Linked DNA regions of Homo sapiens: region 2 is linked to region 1. Evidence: chromatin loops called from intact Hi-C (ENCODE). Cell type or tissue: K562. All regions are shown on one strand. Links, peaks and the distances in the headings refer to the core of each region. The heading gives the core; the rest is flanking DNA.

Region 1 (5,536 bases), core at 840-4,839:
GAAAGTAAAGAGAACTGGTTTTTACTTATAGGAGTGACTAAAATTATCCAATAAAATAATTTTCAAAACAGAAATATTCTCAAATGTGTTCTCTAACTCTGAGAAAAGAGTAGCATAAGATCCACAATAGCAGTTTATATATGATACTTTTCTAGATAATAAAGTATAAAATTAGTAACACAAACACGTACATTTGTGAGTGCTATATTTACATCATACAGAATCAGCTGTGTATATTTTTCAGATAGAAAAGAAATGCTGTGTTACAAGCTAGCTTTAAAATTTTAATGTGTACAGTAATAAACTGGAGATCTTGTTATGCAGATTTTCTTTCCAGAAGATCTGGAATAAAGTCTGAGTTTCCAAATTTTTAACAAGCTCACCAGTAATGCCAATGTTTTTGGCCCAAGAAGAATATTTTGTCAAACATCCAGTAAGTGGAAGAGCCTGTGATTTTCCCAGTTTTTCTGGCCTGTAAACAAAGATGAGAGCCTTTATTTTCCAAAGACAAATATATACAAAGGAAACCTAAGAAAGAAGGGCAGCTTCCAGATTAAATGTGATGGTTTATGCACATCAGCTGCATAAAGATACTTAATAAAGAAGAGAAAAATAATTAACTCTATAGTAAGAAAAATAAATCTGTCAGAGAGCTCTTTTATTTTATTATACTTTAAGTTCTGGGTTACATGTGCAGAACATGTAACATAGGTTACATGTTCTGTTACATAGGTATACCAAGTGAATCATTAACATCAACTGAACCAGGACAGATTTGTATGATGCGCTGAGGCACACAGAAAAACACAGCATCACTGCTTCAATATTGCCCCTCGCAAAAGTAAATTATAGTCTGAATTTAACCATACACAAACATCAGTTTTATGCCCTCTTCAAGATACAGATAACTCTTATGTTGTTATTTTGTGTGTATGGTTTTTTTTTTTTTTTTTTTTTTTGAGACAGTTTTGCTCCCTTGCCCAGGCTAGAGTGCAATGGTGTGATCTCGGCTCAGTGCAATCTTCGCCTCCCGAATTCAAGCGATTCTCCTGCTTCAGTCTCCCAAGTAGGTGGGATTACAGGCGCCTGCCGCCGCTGCCATGCCCAGCTAATTTTTTTTTTTTTTTTTTTACATTTTTAGTAGAGATGGGGTTTCACCATGTTGGCCAGCCTGGTCTCGAACTCCTGTCCGCCTCAACCTCCAAAAGTGTATGGGATTACAGGCGTGAGCGACGTGCCTATCTTATGTTGTTATTTTTAACAGTAATTTTAAGTAGTCTTCAACACCGTAGAGAGCAGTTTTCTCCTAATAATTTTTTTTCTTGTTGCCCAGGCTGGAGTACAGTGATGCAATCTCTGATCACTACAACCTCTGCCTCTCAGGCTCAAGCGATTCTCCTGCCTCAGTCTCCCTAGTAGCTGGGACTACAAGCATGTGCCACCACACCCAGCTAATTTTTGTATTTTTAGTATAGACGAGGTTTCACCATGTTGGCCAGGCTGGTCTTGAACTCCTGGCCTCAGGTGATTTGCCCACCTCAACCTCCCAAAGTGCTGGGATTACAGGCATGAACCATCATGCCTGGCCATCTCTGAGTAATTATTTTTTAGAACTTTTTGGGTAATAAATGTTATCCTGTTTAAATAAGCATTTTGTTAATTCTGTTCTGCATAGAGCTAATGGAGAACACAAATGAAACCCCAACATTACATGTTCTCCATATTTACAAAGGACCCCAGCTTGTTGGAAACAGGCCCCCCAAAATCTGGCCATAAACTGGCCCCAAAACTGGCCATAAACAAAACCTCTGCAGCACTGTGACATGTTCATGATGGCCATGACGCCCACGCTGGAAGGTTGTGGGTTTACCGGAATGAACACCTGGCCCACCCAGGGCGGAAAACCGCTTAAAGGCTTTCTTAAACCACAAACAATAGCATGGGCGATCTGTGCCTTCAGGACGTGCTCCTGCTGCAGATAAGTAGCCCAACCCATCCCTTTATTTCAACCCATCCCTTTATTTCCCATAAGAACTACTTTTAATCTATAATCTACATAAACAATGCTTATCACTGGCTTGCTGTCAATAAATACGTGGGTAAATCTCTGTTTGAGGCTCTAAGCTCTGAAGGCTGTGAGACCCCTGATTTCCCACTTCACACCTCTATATTTCTGTGTGTGTCTTTAATTCCTCTAGCGCCGCTGGGTTAGGTTCTCCCTGACCGAGCTGGTCTCGGCACCAGCTTTTCCCCAATAGGAATGTTGAGTATCCACAGCCACAAAGGAAACATTTTTAATGTTGCACATCACAAAGTCATGTGAGAATTCTGCATGGAATATAAGAAGCCACGATGTAGAGAAAGTAGAGTAGGCTCTGGTATATAGGAAAGAAGTATTTTTCAGAGATGCTTGACTATCATGAGAATTTTTTAAAGTAGTTAAAATAAACTTAATAGGGAAGAAAAATGCAAGTAGAGAAGCAAAGGTTTACAAGTACTAAACGCATGGCATTCCAGGAGGCAGAGTGGACACAGCTCTTGATCTGAGACATGTTTAGCTAAAAAAAAAAAAAAAAGGCCATTTTTTCCCCTTTTCTCCTCCTTCTCTGGGATTCCTTCTCAGATGAGAGTCTCTGGACTAATTACACACCTGCATCTTGAGAATGTGCCTTTGAAGTGTCAGCACCGCCTGCTTATCTGCTAGCACCACACCCACAGGCAGATGACATGAAAAACTCCAAAACAGATAAAGCCCGCCCGTTTCTGTTCTTTATAACAGCAAAGATTCAGGAACAATGAGCTACTCCACAGAGATAAAAATAAAGTTTCTCTTTATCTATCCTCAGGTGCCCTCCCTTGCCACAGACACCAGCAATTTCTGCTACAGTAATGGCAATATGGGCTGTACTGTCCTGTTCCTACCAAACTCAAACAGAACTGGCCCTGTGACCACCCTTTAGTACAAAGGCAGAAATTAACTCTCATGAATGTATTTTGAACCCCTCATAGCTGATTCTGTTCTCACTCTAGAATCACATGAGGCACTTATTAGGTTGGTGTGAAAATAACTGTGGCTGTTGCCAATTTTTTTTTAATGGCAAGGTAAAAGAAATAAAAATAATAAGTAATAATAATAGTGTTTTTTTTTTTTAAATAGCAGAAACAGTCCAGGTGTGGTGGCTCATGCCTATAATCCCAGCACTTTGGGAGGCCAAGGTGGGTGGATCACCTGAGGTCAGGAGTTCAAGACCAGCCTGACCAACATGGCCAAACCCCATAACCCCATCTGTACTAAAAAAAAAAAAAAAAAAAAAAAAAATACAAAAATTACCAGGACGTAGTGGTGCATGCCTGTAATCCCAGCTACTGGGGAGGCTGAGGTGGGAGAATCGCTTGAACCCAGGAGGCAGAGGCTGAAGTAGCCGAGATCAAGCCATTGCACTCCAGCCTGGGTGACAGAGCAAAAATCTGTCTCAAAAACAAAAAAAGGCGAAAACGACAATTACTTTTGCACCAATCTAATAATTAAAACAACATGGATGCTTCCACCAAGAACATTAAACAGAACTTGTGGAAAGGGCACAAGTAAAAAGATTTCTGCAAATTGGCCATGTAATCCTCATTAGAAGCCTGAGCTGATAACCACTTAGCTAAGCATTGCCTCTCAGACTTTAACGAGCTTATAAATCACTTCGTAATTTTGACCCAACTCTATGTAATGTTATTCTGCAGGTTTGCAAAGGGTCCATGAATCGGTGTTTTAAACAAGTCCTCGTCAATGCTGATGTTGCTCCCCTTAGGCTCATTATTAGCTCTAGTTAGAGGAAGCAGGCACAGCAAAGTGTACCTTACACTCAGCACTCTTGTCATAACACAAGTGAAGACAATCCATCTCCACCCTAAAGTATCTTCTTCGCTGTCTCTTTAAAGTTTACAGATTAAACAGAAGGCAGCAATGTCTGAATAAGTCTGCATTTGAAAAACAGCATGTACACATGTACTACTGCAATGTTTATTAAGCAGACACTGTGTTCACCGTGTTCTCACTCTCAAGAGTATGTTACACAGCGCTTCGCTGGAAATAACACATTATGTGATTGAATCCTCGTAACACCCTGGGAGCTAGTACCAAACATTCAATAATTCCCAGGATTTAAATGAAGGGCCCAGCATTTTTACTTCTTCTTCTGTTTCTCTGTCACTGATTTTTTAAAAAATGCATAGAATAAAAACAAAATATAGACAGATGAGAGAGACACAGAAAGGAAAATTTCAATGTAGTTTAAAGGAATTTTTATTGTGTTTATATTTACTTTTTTGTGACTTGTGAAACAATCACTGGATCTGCAAGAATAGAAAATAAGTTGCTGGCCGGGTGCAGTGGCTCAGGCCTGTAATCCCAGCACTTTGGGAGGTCAAGGCAGGTGGATAGATCACCTGAGGTCAGGAGTTCGAGACCAGCCTGGCCAACATGGCGAAACCTCATCTCTACTAAAAATACAAATATTAGCTGGACATGGTGGTGTACACCTGTAGTCCCAGCTACTTGGGAGGCTAAAACAAGAGAATCACTTGAACCCAAGAGGCGGAGGTTGCAGTGAGCCAAGATCGCACCACTGCACTCCAGCCTGGATGACAGAGCGAAACTCAATCTCAAAAAAAAAAAAAAAAAAAACTAAAATGAATCCTGAGTCAAAAAGAAAAACAAAGGGTTTATTTAGCTGTTCATATGATTTACATATATTCAAAAAAGCAGAAAAATATCTACATATAATCTAAATGCTTTAAGAAAACAGAGAAGAGCAAAATATTCTCCCTTATTTTCAGGAAACAGAATCATAAAGCCTCTTATTTCTAATTTATATTTTCTCCTACAACAGCCAGGTCTCAGGACATGCTCTTGAACTCTTGGACATCTGAACTCAGTAGATAACTGGATTCAGGCATCTAAGGAGTAGCCTTGGGCACACTGTGTGCACTTTAAAGAATGTTTATGGGGTGGGGGGAACAGAAGAAAAGAGGTGTTATTCATGAGTGCACATGAATAAAGCAAGTTCTTAGAAACCTATGAAGAGACTTCGATTCTAGCACAGTAATAGTGGAAGAAAACAACACCCCACAGACACTATTAGACAGATTATTGAGGCAGGAAATTAACAAAGATATTAGGACCTAAACTCAATACTTGATCAAATAATCCTAATAGAAATCTACAGAACTCTCCAACTAAAAACAACATAAATGGCCAGGCATGGTGGCTCACGCCTGTAATCCCCATACTTTGGGAGGCCGAGGCGGGCGAATCACCTCAGATCTGTTCAAGACCAGCCTGGCCAACATGGTGAAACCACGTCGACTCTATTAAAATTAGAAAAATTAGCTGAGTATGGTGGCGGGCACCTGTGATCCCAGCTACTAGGTAGGCTGAGGCACAAAAATCGCTTGAACGCAGAAGGCAGAGTTTACGGTGAGCCATACAATTACGTGGAACTTAACCTGCACTTGAATGATATTTGGGTAAATAATGGAATTGAGA
Region 2 (5,536 bases), core at 631-4,630, 190 kb after region 1:
TAAAGCATAAATCTCACAGAACCTATAAAACAAACAAATAAAAAAACAAGGTATACAGGCAACAAACACCATCATGAATAGAATACTACCTCACATATCAATACTAACGTTGAATGCAAATGACCTAAACACTCCACTTAAAAGATACAGAATTGTAGAATGGATAAGAATTCACTGACCAACTATCTACTGCCTTCAAGACACTCTCCTAGCACATAAGGACTCACATAAACTTAAGGTAATGAGGTGGAAAAAGAAATTCCATGCAAATGGACACAAAAAGTGAGTAAGAGTAGCTATTCTTATATTAGACAAAACAAACTTTAAAGTAACAGCAGTTAAAAAAGACAAAGAAGGAAATTATATCATGATAGAAGGCCTTGTCCAACAGAAAAATATTACAATCTTAAATATATATATGCACCTAACACTGGAGTGCTCAAATTTATAAAACAATTACTACTGGACCTAAGAAATGAGATAGACAGCAACACAATAGTAATGGGGGACTTCAGTACCCCACTGACAGCACTAGACAGGTCATCAAGACAGAAAGTCAACAAAGAGACAATGGATTTAAATTATACCCTGGAACAAGTTGACTTAACAGATATTTATGGAACATTCTACCAAACAACCACAGAATATACATTCTATTCATCAGTGCATGGAACTTTCTCCAAGATAAACCACAGGATAGACTACAAAACAAGTCTCAGTAAATTTAAGAAAGTTGAAATTATATCAGGTACTGTCTCAGACCACAGTGGAATAAAACCAGAAATCAACTCCAAAAGGGACCTTCAAAATCATGCAAATACATGAAAATTAAATAACTTGCTCCTGAATGATCATTGGGTCAACAATAAAATCAAGATGGATATTTAAAAAAATCTTCTAACTGAATAATATCAAAACTTCCAGGATACAGCAAATGCAGTGCTAAGAGAAAATTTATAGCCCTAAATGCTTACAACAAAAAGTCTGAAAGAGCACAAATAGACAATCCAAGGTTATACCTCAAGGAACTAGGGAAACAAAAACAAACTAAACCCAAACCCAGGAGAAGAAAGGAAATAACCAAGATCCCAACAGAACAAATGAAATTGAAACAAAATAATAGAAAAGATAAATGAAACTAAAACCTGGTTCTTTGAAAAGATAAATAAAATTGATAGACCATTAGCAAGATTCACCAAGAAAAGGAGAGGATCCAAAGAACCTCAATTAGAAATGAAACAAGAGCTATTACAACTAACACCACAAAAATACAAAAGATTATTTAAGGTACTATTTAAACATCTTTATATGCATAAACTAGAAAACCAGAAGAAGATGTATAAATTCCTTGAAAGATACAACCCTCCTAGCTTAAATCAGGAAGAATTAGAAATCCTGAACAGACCAATAAGAAGCAGCGAGATTGAAATGGTAATAACAAAATTGCCAACAACAACAAAAAAAAGTCCAGGACCAGACAAATTCACAGCTGAATTCTACCAGACATTTAAAGAAGAATTGGTACCAATCCTATTGACACTACTCCACAAGATAGAGAAAGACGGAATCCTCCTTAAATCATTCTATAAAGCCAGTATCACCCTAATACCAAAAACCAGGAAAGGACACAACCAATAAAAAAACTATAGACCAATATCCCTGATGAATATAGATGCAAAAATTCGTAACCAAATACTAGCTAACCAAATCCAACAGCATATCAAAAAGATGTGCAAAAATCATGCTGCTATAAAGACACATGCACACGTATGTTTATTGCGGCACTATTCATAATAGCAAAGACTTGGAACCAACCCAAATGTCCAACAATGATAGACTGGATCACGAGGTCAGGAGATCGAGACCATCCTGGCTAACACAGTGAAACCCCGTCTCTACTAAAAATACAAAAAAATTAGCCAGGCGTGGTGGCGGGCACCTGTAGTCCCAGCTACTCAGGAGGCTGAGGCAGGAGAATTGCTTGAACCCAGGAGGCAGAGGTTGCAGTGAGTTGAGATCGTGCCATTGCACTCCAGCCTGGGTGACAGAGCAACACTCTGTCTAAAAAAAAGACAAAAACAAAAAACAACTGCTTTTTGTTGCTGTTGCTGTTGGCTGCTGATATAATTGTATACCTAGAAAACCCTAAAGACTCTTCCATAAAGCTTCTAGAAGTGATAAATGAACTCAGCAAAGTTTCAGGATACAAAATTAATGTACACAAATCCATAGCTCTGCTATACACCAACAGCACCCCAAGCTGAAAATCAAATAAACAACCCAACCCCTTTTATAATAGCTGAAAAAAAAATAAAACACTTAGGAATACACCAAACTACAAAACACTGTTGAAAGAAATCATAGATGACACAATCAAATAAATACACATCCCATGCTCATGAATGGGTAAATCAACATTGTAAACATGGCTATACTGCCAAAAGCAATCTACAAATCCCATGCAATTCCCATCAAAATACCACCATCATTATTCACAGAACTAGAAAATGCAATCTGAAAATTCATATAGAACCAAAAAAGAGTCCACAAACCAAAGCAAGATTAAGCAAAAAGAACATTTCTGGAGACATCACATTACCTGATTTCAAACTATACTATAAGGCCAGAGTCACCAAAACTGCATGGTACAGATATAAAAATAGGCACATAGACCAATGAAACAGAATAGAGAACCCAGAAATAAACCCAAATACTTATAGCCCACTGATCTTCAACAAAGCAACAACAATAAAAAAAAAGTGTGAAAGGACACCCTATTCAACAAATGGTGCTGGGATCATTTGCAAGCCACATGTAGAAGAATGTAACTGGATCTTCATTTCTCACCTTATACAAAAATCAATTCAAGATAGATAAAGGTCTTAAATCTAAGACCTGAAACAAAAAATTCTCAATGATAATATTGGAAAAACCATTCTAGACATTGGCTTTGGCAAAAACTTCATGATCAAGAACCCAAAAGCAAATTCAATAAAAACAAAGATAAATAGGTGGAACTTAATTAAACTAAAGAACGTTAGCACAGCAAAAGAAACAGTCAGTAAACAACAACCCACAGAATGGGGGAAAATTTTCACAATTTATACATCTGACAAAGGACTAATATCCAGAATTTACAATGAACTCAAACAAAATAGCAAGAACGAACAAACAATCCCATCAAAAAGTGGGCTAAGAAAATGAATAAACAATTCTCAAAAGAAGATACACAAATGGCCAACAAACATATGAAAAAGTGCACAACATCACTGATGATCAAGGAAATGCAAATCAAAACCAAAATGCAATACAATCTTACTTTCACAGGAATGGCCATAATCAAAAGATTAAAAAAAATAGATGGCATGGATGTGGCGAAAAGGGAACACTTCTGCACGGCTGATGGGAATGTAAACTAGTATAACCACTATGGAAAACAGTATGGAGATTCCTTAAAGAACTAAAAATAGAACTACCATTTGATCTAGCAATCCCACTACTGAGTATCTATCCAGAGGAAAAGAAGTCATTATACAAAAAAAATACTTGCACAGGCATGTTTATAGCAGTACAATTTGCAATTGCAAAAATGTGGAACCAATCCAAATGCCCATCAATCAACAAGTGGATGAAAACTATATATAAACAAGTGGATATATATATATATATAATCGAATATATATAATAATCAAATATATATATATAATCAAATATATATATAATCGAATACTACTCAGCCATAAAAAGGAATCAGTTAATGGCATTCACAGAAACCTGGATGAGATTGGAGACTATTATTCTAAGTGAAATAACTCAGGAATGGAAAACCAAACTCGTATGTTTTACTCATAAGTGGGAGCTAAGCTATGAGGATGCAAAGGCATAAGAATGACACAACAGATTTTAAGACTCAGGGGGAAAGGGTGGGAAGAAGGTGAGAGAGAAAATACTACACATTGGGTTCAGTGTATACTGCTTGAGTGATGGGTGCACCAAAATCTCACAAATCACCACTGAAGAACTTACTTGGGTAACCAAATACCACCTGCTCCCCAAAAACCTATGGAAATAAAAATTTTTTTAAAAAAGACTGAAAGGAACCTCAGAACTCATCCAGCCTCACCTTCCTCATTTTGCAAATGCAGGAGAGGGACTGAAGACATTGCCAACTTCACATAGCCTTTAAGAGGCCAACTCCAGACCTAAAATCAGGCCTTGTGACCCCAAACCCAAGTCCCCTTCTTGCCTTTTGCTATTACTCTGTCTCTTCAAAGGACAAGATAGAGCCAAGTTGGGATGGGGAGTGGTCACACCCACACCCAGATTCTACCCTCACGGGCACTGCCTTCCCTATGGGACCTATTTCTTTCATTTCCAGTGCTCATGTTATGGCCAAATCCCGGAAAAATGTGCCCTTTAAATCTTCGTGCACCCCTAGAACTAGCAGACATTAAAAGTAATAATAATGGGCTGGGAACACTGGCTTGTGCCTGTGGTCCCAGCTACTCGGGAGGCTGAGGAGGGAGGATTTTTTGAGGCCACAAGTTTGAAGCTGCAGTGAGCTATAATTGCACCACTGCACTCTAGCCTGAGTGACAGGATGAGACCCTTTCTCTCAAATAAAGGAAAAAGAAAAAAGTAATAATAACAAAATAAAAAGAGTAATTTACCAATTACTGAGGGAGTCTAGAAAGGTTAAGTATACCCCCTCTAAATTGGAAATAACAGTTTAAAAAATATTTTATTGGTAAAAAAATAAAAGCCACTTTTTATCCTGAGAGAGTATGTAGAACTTGAATTTTGGTTTAAAGCACTTATTACTAAGCTTAACGTAAATACTTTGGCAAATTGATTCTAACAAAGATATCCTTCTCATGACTTAAAAGAGCCACTAATTTTACTTTTGAAATATGTTTAATTTTTATATTAAAAGCTAGGATGGCTGGGCGCAGTGGCTCACGCCAGTAATCCCAACACTTTGGGAGGCGGAGGTGGGTGAATCACCCGAGGTCAGGAGTTCGAGACCAGCCTGGCCAACATGGTGAAACTCCGTCTGTACTAAAAATACAAAAATTAGCTGGGCTTGATGGAACATGCCTGTAATCCCAGCTACTCGGGTGGCTGAGGCAGGAGAATCACTTGAACCCAGGAGGTGGAGGTTGCCATGAGCTGAGACCGTGCCATCGCACTCCAGTCTGGACATCGCAGGGAGACTCTGTCTCAAAAAAAAAAAAAAAAAGAAGAAGCTAGGATGAGCCTATTATATAGAAAATTTGTGATCTGTATGTGCCTCCTCATCTATTGAGTGGTCAACAGTTTCTGAAACTTTCAGAAACACTACTATAAGAATACTTTTTCCAACTGAAGAATTTAAAGATATTAAGTTTTCTCAGTGATTAAAATGAAATATATTGGAATAATCAGTCACTTACAATGGGGTTTTAAATGTTATTTAATGAACACGTGAAGTTTCTTTTAAACTCATTTTAACAAGTTATTTCTATTGATTTTTCACTTTCATTAGAAAAAATATTAA

What was found. Peaks named below come from ENCODE experiments on the same cell type or tissue, not always from the same donor. Only the 100,000 strongest peaks of a DNase experiment are listed, where the experiment ranks them.
Region 2: it touches region 1 in a loop (2.1-fold over the local background); 1 of 110 quality-filtered maps calls a loop at or near these places.

What each region holds. Positions count from the first base shown.
Region 1 is chr7:64,911,966-64,917,501 of GRCh38, reverse strand. All of the region lies in intron 1 of ZNF273 (zinc finger protein 273), which reads right to left. Among named protein-coding and RNA genes, the nearest start is that of ZNF273, 11 kb to the right of the region's middle. In K562, for the core only: no CTCF peak of the experiment used is centred there; a DNase peak (open chromatin) is centred at 2,711.
Region 2 is chr7:64,722,227-64,727,762 of GRCh38, reverse strand. No RefSeq gene overlaps it. Among named protein-coding and RNA genes, the nearest start is that of MIR6839, 46 kb to the right of the region's middle. In K562, for the core only: no CTCF peak of the experiment used is centred there; no DNase peak of the experiment used is centred there.